2 separate regions of the Homo sapiens genome follow, and region 2 is linked to region 1. A link is an interaction called in ENCODE POLR2A ChIA-PET data of the cell type or tissue named here. Cell type or tissue: Panc1. All regions are shown on one strand.

The links. Peaks named below come from ENCODE experiments on the same cell type or tissue, not always from the same donor. Only the 100,000 strongest peaks of a DNase experiment are listed, where the experiment ranks them.
Region 2: POLR2A ChIA-PET joins it to region 1 with 5 read pairs; 2 of 35 experiments call an interaction of 5 or more read pairs at or near these places.

Annotation. Positions count from the first base shown.
Region 1 is chr7:6,018,179-6,023,178 of GRCh38, reverse strand. All of the region lies in intron 3 of AIMP2 (aminoacyl tRNA synthetase complex interacting multifunctional protein 2), which reads right to left. EIF2AK1 (eukaryotic translation initiation factor 2 alpha kinase 1) reads left to right here. Exons shown (of 15, transcript NM_014413.4): 15 at 1-932. Among named protein-coding and RNA genes, the nearest start is that of SNORA80D, 3.8 kb to the right of the region's middle. In Panc1, no CTCF peak of the experiment used is centred here; no DNase peak of the experiment used is centred here.
Region 2 is chr7:6,244,176-6,249,175 of GRCh38, reverse strand. All of the region lies in intron 1 of CYTH3 (cytohesin 3), which reads left to right. Among named protein-coding and RNA genes, the nearest start is that of CYTH3, 26 kb to the left of the region's middle. In Panc1, no CTCF peak of the experiment used is centred here; no DNase peak of the experiment used is centred here; H3K27ac peaks cover 321 bases.

The DNA of each region.
Region 1 (5,000 bases):
AAGAACATCACATTTTCAGTCTGTCTCTAAGATGCTTACTACTGAAAAGGGTTTAAGTGCAAACTATGTTAAAAAAGTAACCAAAGAGTCATTCCTGGTATTTGATTATGACACTTCTGAAGCTAGAAGGGACCTCAGACCACCTGCTCCAATCCCTGCTGCCTAAGGTTTTGGGGGCTGAGGGCTGGAAACCCAGGAGCTGCATCTCCCAGGCTCTTGGCCTCATAATCGCCTTCTGTGAGACTGAGGGCAATTAAGATATGAATGACATGAACTCGCTTATCTCCATATCAACATAAACCAGAAGAGGCATACATCTGTGGGATAGTCAATACATAACATCCTATCTTTATATGGCCATATGAGAAGATAACTTCAGTGTCCCTATGATGGTAAGTTCTTGAATGTGAGGGCAAGATGGCTGTGATAGCCATGACTCCCCGCTTTGCCTGGTTGGACAGAACCCCCTTCCCCAAATGCTCACAGTCCCCCCCTTGAGCTGTGTCTCACTCAGAGACCCTAAATTTTGCAGACGAACAAGGGCATCTTTGCGTTGCTTCATCTCTGCTCCTCCTCTAGAACTATCCCACAGGCTTTCTAGACTTAGAATATCTGACCTGATGCAAATCGCTATGTGGCCAGTATGCCACAGAATGTCCTAAACCCTTGCTGCCTCTTATCAAAACCATGTTGCACATCTCATCATATAGTACAGCTAACCCTTGAACAGTGGGGGGGTTAGGGACACTGACCCCCGACTGCTGTGCAGTCGAAAATCCACATAAAACTTCTGACTCCTTCAAAACTTAAGCACTAATAGCCTACTATTCATGGGAAGCCTTACCCATCACAGTTGATTAACACGTTTTGTATGGTCTGTATATTATATGCTATATTCTTACAATAAACTTGAGAAAATGTTAAGAAAATAATAAGGATGCTGGGCATGGTGGCTCACACCTGTAGTCCCTGCTGCTTGGGAGGCTGAGGTGGGAGGATCACTTGAGCCCAGAAGGTTGAGGCTGTGGTGAGCTATGATCGCACCACTGCACTCCAGCCTGGGAGACAAAGCAAGACCCTGCCTCTTTAAAAGAAAATGATAATGAATTTACTATTCATTAAGTTGAAGTGGATCATCATGAAGGTCTTCATCCCACTGTCCTCATGTCGCTGAGGAAGAGGGGTTGGTCTTGCTGTCTTGGGTGGAAGAGGTGGAGGAGGTAGAAAGGGAGGCAGGAAAGGACGAGAGGCAAGCACGGTGTAACTTTAGGGAAATACATCATAATTTGTCTGACTTTTTGCCTTTTGATTTCTCTAAAAATAGTTGTGTGCAGCATCAACCCTTCCACTGCTTGCTTTAGTTTCAGTGCTTATATCATAGAAGACTCCAGGTCGTAAAAGAAGTCAAAAGCAGCCTTGAATAATCAGAAGCCTTCTCCCAGACTGTCTAATGGAAATCTGTTTTCCAGCCCGGCTTCTCCTAGGTCTTCTTCCTCAACGTCTGGCACTGGTTTGGAAGCACTTCTCTCCATTAAGCTGTCTTATGTTAATTCTTCTGTGCAGTGTCTGTCAGCCCTTGAATTTCTCCAAGATCTATACCCTGAAACTCTTCACCACCCACTTTTGCCCCATCTATGATCTATTTCATGGTTTCCTTGATTGTCGTAAATCCTATGAAGTCACGCACATCTGGACACAGGTTTCTCCAGGAGGAATGTACTGTTTCACCATGATGGCTTTCACAGCTTTTTATACGATGATGGCCTCTTCAATGATGTAATCCTTCCAGACTCTTCAAGATGTTCTAATCAGGGTTCTCTTTTTTTTTTTTTTTTTTTTTGAGATGGAGTCTTGCTCTGTCACCCAGGCTGGAGTGCAGTGGCGCGATCTCACTACAACCTTCACCTCCTGGGTTCAAGCAATTCTCCTGCCTCAGCCTCCAAAGTAGCTGGAATTACAGGCATGCGCCACCATGCCCAGCCAGGGTTCTCTTTCATAGCACTGACAATTTCATAGAGTACTGTGTGTAATGAGCCTGGGGGCAAGTAGACGACTTTGACGCCCTTGGTGTTAACTCGTGGGGCTCTGAGTGCCTGCAGCATTGAAGAACTTTAAAAAGGTGTACCTTACTGGCAAGGTACATCCTGACTTCAAGGACAAGGCATCAATGGAATTAATCCAGAAAAAGCGTTCTTGTCCAGACGTTGTACAACCAAAAGATCAGCAGCTGTGTTTATCTTTTCCCGTTAAGTCTCAGGTGTTAGCAGTTTTATAGGTAAGAGCTCGCCTGATCATAAACACAGCTGCACCTGCACAAAACAGGACAGTTAGCTTAGCCCTGCGTGCCTTCAATCCTGGGGCTCACTTCCCTTCTTTACTTAATAGATGTCCTTTGTGGTTCCCTCCCATGCCCCCAGATTAGGGCAGTTTTGTCTGCATTAAAAACCTGTTGACACAGGTATCCCATCTCCTCCATGATTTTCTTTATGGCATCTGGGAACTTGTCTGCTGCCTCTTGGTTGGCGGAAGCTGCTTCTCCTGTTATCTTGACATTTTTAAAAGCCAAACCTCTTCCTAAAATTATCAAACCATCATTTGCTGGCATTAAACTCTCCAGCTTTAGATCTTTCACCATCCTTTGGCTTCAAGTTGTCATATAATGACTTTGCTTTTTCTAAAATCTTATGAGAGTCTATAGGTATGCCTAACAGTAATCCTGCACCCCACATAAAAGCTGCATTTTCTTTTCTTTTTTTTTGAGACGGAGTCTGGCTCTGTAGCCCAGGCTGGAGTATAGTGGTGTGATCTCGGCTCACGGCAACCTCCACTTCCTGGGTTCAAGCGATTCTCCTGTCTCAGTCTCCTGAGTAGCTGGGATTACAGGTGAAGGTCACCATGCTGAGCTCATTTTTGTGCCTTTAATAGAGATGGGGTTTCGCCATATTGGTCAGGCTGGTCTTGAACTCCTGATCTCAGGTGATCCACCCACCTCAGCCTCCCAAAGTGCTGGGATTACAGGCATGAACCACCACAACCGGCCAAAATCTACATTTTCAATGTGAGATGAATAGGTATTCTGCAAAAAGTGCAAGGTTTTTGCACCTCCTGGTGCAGCTATAGTGACGCCTTCATGAATTTCCCTTTTTTTTTTTTTTTTTGAGATGGAGTCTCGCTCTGTCGCCAGGCTGGAATGCAGTGGTGCGACTTCAGCTGACTGCAACCTCCACCTCCCAGGTTGAAGCGATTTTCCTGCCTCAGGCTTCCAAGTAGCTGGGACTACAGGCACGCACCACCACGCCCAGCTAATTTTTGTATTTTTAGTAGAGATGGGGTTTCACCATGTTGGCCAGGATAATCTTGATCTCTTAACCTCGTGATCTGCCCTCCTCGTTCTCCCAAAGTTCTGGGATTACAGGCGTGAGCCACTGTGCCCGACCAAATTTCCCTTTTTTTAAACAATGGTTCTTACACTGAATTCATTTATCTTGAAGTGGCAGCTGCAGACTTCTGGTACATATCAAGCAATTCACCTTTCTCATGTAATCTCATGACTTTTCTCTGCTTCTTGGGAACATTTTCAGTATCACAAGAGACACTTTGTAAGTGTCCCACAGTGTTAGTCAAGGTTTATGGCAATGCACGATGGAAAAATAGCCAAGAACCTCAAGAGATCTCTTTTTTTTTTTTTTTTTTTGAGACGGAGTCTTGCTGTGTCGCCCAGGCTGGAGTGCGCTGGCGTGATCTCGGCTCACTGCATCCTCTGCCTCCCGGGTTCACACCATTCTCCTGCCTCAGCCTCCCAAGTAGCTGGGACTACAGGCGCCTGCCACCATGCCTGGCTAATTTTTTTTTTTGTATTTTTTAGTAGAGATGGGGTTTCACCGTGTTAGCCAGGATGGTCTCGATATCCTGACCTCGTGATCTGCCCGCCTCGGCCTCCCAAGAGGTCACTTTTGACTGCAACATGCAATTTCCTGGAGAGATGAATTAGCTGCTCACACCGAGATGATTAGCGTCACAGGGTGTCTGAAGCAGATTGAAGCAGACACTCCCCACGCTGGAGGCGGCTGTGAAATTATTCCAGCAGTACAGTCTGTTTGTTCCACAATTAATGTTACGCAGTTGGGATTTCATGCTCATCTTCACGTTTGTTTACATTTCTCTCAACTGCAAGTGGTGCCATGTATTGTGTGTGTGTGTGTGTGTGTGTAAGGTTTGATACATTTTAACTTTTTAAAATAGATTTGTGTATATTTTGTGTATGTAAATAATAGACTAGTATGTAAATATTTTATGCCTCATATCTTTTTCTTGTTTTGATATTTTTCTTTTTTCTTTCTTTTTTGAGATGGAGTCTCGTTCTGTCGCCCAGGCTGGAATACAATGGCGTGATCTTGGCTCACTGCAACCTCCACCTCCTGGGTTCAAGTGATTCTCCTGCCTCCGCCTCCCGAGTAGCTGGGATTACAGGCGCCTGCTACCACACCCGGCTAAGTTTTGTATTTTTAGTAGAGATGGGGTTTCACCATGTTGGTCAGGCTGGTCTTGAACTCCTGACTTTGTGATCTGCCTGCCTTGGCCTCACAAAGTGCTGGGATTACAGGCGTGAGCCCCTGCGCGTGGCCTTGTTTTGATATTTCTAGGCTATGCGGTTTGTCTGCCAGTTTTTTCAGATTGCTGCAAATCTCCAAAAAATTTTCCAAGATAGTTATTGAAAAAAATCCACATGAGGCCCGGGCCTGGTGGCTCACGCCTGTAATCCCAGCACTTTGGGAGGCTGAGGCAGGTGGATCATGAGGTCAGGAGTTTGAGACCAGCCTGACCAATATAGTGAAACCCCGTCTCTACTAAAAATATAAAAAAAATTAGCTGGGCCTGGTGGTGCGCGCCTGTAATCCCAGCTACTCAGGAGAATGAGGCAGGAGAATCGCTTGAACCCAGGAGGTGGAGGTTGCAGTGGGCCAAGATTGTGCCACTGCACTCCAGCCTGGGTGACAGAG
Region 2 (5,000 bases), 230 kb before region 1:
TCCCATTTGAAAGGGAAATCGAGTGAGAAAAGTTACCTACACGCAACACCAAAGGAAGACATAGCTAGCTTCATCGCATTTTTAAATGTGTACAAACAGCAAGGACCTCCAGATGGATGAAAAAACCCAACAGCGTGAAAGAGAAAATTTAAAATAAAATTTCTATAGAAACAGAGAAAGCTGACATCAAAAGAATTCAGAAGATAGAACACTGAAAAATGGTCATTGGCAACTTCCAGGAAGATGTGACTTGGGCACTAGGCTTTGTCTCACTTCTTACCTCCCCTCCCTTGAATCACCAGATCCCCATGGAAGTGATTGAGAAAAAGAGAGATGAAAAGCTGAATCAGAATAGATAGTGGGATCAGGGTGAAGAAATACCAGGGCCTGACTCATCACTCTGTTTCCTTAGAACTCAGTGCAGGGTTGTGAGGAACATATGGAGATGTGGTGTTGGCTGTGCTAATTTGGGAGAGCAGAGAGCGAGGGAGGCCTGATGACCCTGAGTGGCCACGGGCAGCCGGGGTGGGCTTGTGCAGCAGCGATATTGATGAGCAGCTGAACTGGGAGGCCAGAGGACACACGCGGCTTCAACACGCTCAAAACTGCTAGAGCTTCTCCTGGGCGCCACAGTCCTCCTTCCTGGTGCATTGGGTGGCATCCCACCCATCTGGAGTGGAAGCCAGGTCTAGACAGGGAGAGTTAGATGCAGAAACTAGAAAACAAAAGCAACACGATAGGCTCAGAGAAGGAGGCTCCCAGAGCTGACGTTCCCTTGAAGATGGACCACATCTCTGAATAGGCAGTGCAGTTTATATATGCATCCTCCAGCCTATAAACTTAGAGTTAGAAAACAGCAACAATAAAAACCCACCAACGTTTAGCAGCATTCTGAGGAGGAGGTCCAGCTATTCTTTTTTTTTTTTTTGGCTGGGGGGGGGTTGGGGGAGGATGGGTCTAAATACTATTGTTCAGAAATAAAGAATAAAGCAACATGTTTCCAAAAGAAAATAGGAGGGGGATATAATTTTTGAGGCAGAGGAATAGTATAATTTAGAAAATAGTAATTATAGAAATGAGAAGTAAATTTCAGATTGAATCTACTTTGTGCTGTTCTTAATAAACTTCAAGAAACACAAATAAGTGGTTGAAAGATGAGATAAAGCAACAGGCCAAGCTGAAAACTAGGGCAGAGAGAGTTATAAAATGAGGCTGGGCACTAAGCTTATGCCTGTATTCCCAGCGCTTTGGGAGGCTGAGATGGGGGGATCACTGGAGCCCAGGAGTTTAAGACCAGGAGTTCGAGACCAGCCTGGGAACCATGGTAAGCCCTCCGTCTCTACAAAAAACAAGAAAAATTTGGCCAGGTGTGGTGGTACACGCTGCACCTGTGGTCCCAGCTACTCAGAGGCTAAGGTGGGAGGATCGCTTGAGCCCAGAAGTTGTCAAGACTGCAGTGAGCTGTGATTGTAGCACTGCACTCCAGCCTGGGCGACAGACCCTGTCTCAAAAATAAATAAATAAAAATTATAAAGTGAAATGAAAGAGCTGAAAGAAACTGTAATGACAGTAAAAGCATTTGCAGAATTTTAAACTCCCTTACGATTCATGAAGAGCAAAAGTTTACAATGTAGAAAGTTAAATTATTGCTGTGATCTGAATAAATGTTGTTCGTAAAGAAGATACCAAAACAAATAGAACAGAAACAATAATCAGATTCAATGGGAAAAAGTATCTTTGAGCTGAAAAAAAACGAGCTGTTTCTGTATATTCAAAGAGCTCATTCTGCCTTAGATAAAATTAGTGGGAAGAGCAAGAAAGAGCAAGAGAGTACCCTGCAAACAGCCAGTCAGAACCTGGGGAGAGGGTTACTTACAACGAAATCGGGATGGTTTTAGACTTTTCTATAACATTGCCAGAAAATAGTGTCGTGGAGCTGAGGCTAAGTTTTAAGGGAAAAAAGGTTGTAACTAAGAATTAAATAGTCACACTAATTGTTGTTAATTTGTGAAGGCAGCAGAAAGATGTTCTCTGAAGATACAGAAGTTGGAGCTAGCACACTGCCTTCAGTGGGAGCTCACCCTGCCTTTGGACTTAGGAGTTATGTGAGCCAGTACCTTTCCTTACTGTTTAAGGCCATCAGCTTTTTTCTACTACCTGTACCTGAAATTTTTCTGTATGCCTTCTGTAAATTTTTCTTAAACAAAACTTGTTCATGGATATATTCTAACCAACTAAAAGATTGTTTGAATAACTCAAGAATGCGGAACTTGTGGTGTTAAAAAAAATACTGACATTGAATTGAAATCATGTAAACATAAATTTAAGTCTAAATTATAAACTTGATTACAGATGTTACAAATGAAAAGTCAAATATTGTAAATACTGAAAGAGAAGATATGTAATGGAAAGAGAAAAATCCCAGTTATTCAGTAACAATGCCAACAATAATAAATCTGGGTCAGATTCACTAGTAGAAACTGAGAAGTAGGTGGGGGTGGGGCAGGGACTGTTAGGAGAAAGTAAAAGCCCAGCCTTTATTTTTTACTGTTTTATTTTTGTTTTTGATAATTAGAAAAATACAGGTAGTGGTATGGTTTTAAAAAAAAATTAAAGATAATCACTAGAAAATTCAAAGTAGGATGTTCACATTCCACGTCACACATCTACATGTGTGAGGATATATGCATTCCTCGCTGGAGGAGGGAAAACAAAAGATAAATTTGATCACAGGATAAGGTCATGTCACGCAAAAATTCTATGGTATTTGGTTTTGTAAATTGGCTTTTAAAACTTACTTAGAATTTTGGTCTGGCATGGTAGCTCGTGGCTATAATCCCACGGTTTTGGGAGTTGAGGCGGGAGGAACACTTGAGGCAGGAGTTCGCCACCAGCCTGGGGAGCAAAGTGAGACCCCTGTCTCTTTTAAAAAAAAAAAAAAAATTATCCAGGTGTTGTGGCATGCTACTCAGGAGGCTGAGGCAGGACGATTACTTGAGCTCAAGAGTTTGAGGCCGCAGTGAGCTGTGATCATGTCTCTGCGTTCCAGTCTGGGTGACAGAGCAAGACTGTCTCAAAAAAGTTAAAAAAAAAAATTAAAAATTATTTAGAGGATAATTACCTATTTTGCCCTGTGTTTTAGAAAATCTTTAAGAAGCAAGTACCTTTTTTGGGGAGAGGGTTAATGGGAGATAATCCATTTTGTGAAATGTATTTGTTTAGAAATTTAGATCATTTGTGATTCCTCCCCAAACTCGGTCTCAAAAAAAATAAAAAAGAGTTTCACTCTTGCTGCCCAGGCTGTAGCGCAGTGGCACGATCTCGGCTCATTGCAACCTTGACCTCCTAAGTTCAGGTGATTCTCCTGCCTCAGCTTCCTGAGTAGCTGGGATTACAGGCGTGCACTACCATGGCTGGCTACTTTTGTACTTTTAGTAGAGACGGGGTTTCACCATGTTGGTCAGGCTGGTCTCCAAGTCCTGATCTCAGGTGATCCGCCTGCCTCGGCCTCCCGAAGTGCTGGAATTACAGGCGTGAGCTGCCATGCCCGGCCCCCAAACTCTTTTGAGGTAATTCTGGACAAACCTTTGTGAAGGTCTTGGAGGTAGAAACGCTTGGGTGGTGGCTGGAGATGAGTGAAAGTAGGGAAGAAGCCTGCTCCCGCTGGACACATTCTCTCTAGGGTGCACCTTCTCCCAGGGTCACGAAGGCTGGGATGAAAAAGAAAGTAGAGAGCAGTGTGAGCTTCCCCATCAGAGTATCAGCAGTCAGTGGAGGAGGAGCCAGAATTTGTGGGGCCTGAAACTCTCTAATTCTGAGGGCCCTCTTTCAGAAAAAGAATACAAATTTAGGTATCAAAATGAAAATTTAGAATGAAAAAGAAGTCACTAGTTGTACATTTTGAAAAGCTAAAACTACAAACAACTCAAAACCTAGAACCATATAACACAGTTCTTTCTTTGGCACACAACCTTACACTTTCCCCCTGCATTTTTGGTTACCTATTCTAATCTCTTCACGTAGCAATTTTGTAACATTTTATGTAAAAAGACTAGAAGGCCGGGCGCGGTGGCTCATGCCTGTAATCCCAGCACTTTGGAAGGCCGGGGCGGGTGGATCATGAGGTCAGGAGATTGAGACCATCCTGCCTGACACGGGAAACCATGTCTCTACTAAAAATACAAAAAAAAAAAAAAAAAAAAAAAAAAAAAAAAAAAAAATTAGCCGGGCGTGGTGGCGGGTGACTGTAGTCCCAGCTACTCGGGAGGCTGAGGCAGGAGAATGGCGTGAACCCGGGAGGCAGAGGTTGCAGTGAGCCGAGATTGCACCACCGCACTCCAGCCTGGGTGACAGAGCAAGAATCTGTCTCAAAAAAATAAAATAAAAGACTAGACTAAAGATAATCCAGTCTTTCCTCCAGGATGACTGAAAACATTTAAGAAACTTTCTTTCAAGGTTTTGACCATTAAAGTTTTAAGTTTCCATTTTAAAACAATAATTTAGCCTAGGAAATGTAGTGAGACCCCATCTTTACAAAAAAATTAAAAGCTGGGTGTGATGGTGTATACTGGTAGTCCCAGCTACTCAGGAGGCTGAGGCAGGAGGATCGCTTGAGTCCAGGTGGTTGAGGCTGCAGTGAGCCATGATTGTGCCACTGCTCTCCAGCATGGGTGACGAAGACCCTGTCTCAAACAAAACAAAAATAATTTTTCGGACATTTTGAAGCATCTTCTGGTCTTTTTCCTTTCAGTTTGTTTTTGGATTCTACTAGGGTACTTCAGAATACACAGAATAAAGCATTCTAAAAGCAATTAGTCTGTAATTAATGCACATGCAAAAGCAGTTGAAATAAATTCATTAAAAATTGCCACGAAGTTGAGTTACGTCATTCAATCCTGACTCTAGATGAATAGGTTTAGGAGTTTTGTCATCTGAAAACCTGTTTTTTTCCCCCCAGGCTGTTTTGTTGCTTTGGTAACATTCTTTTCTGCCATTTCTTC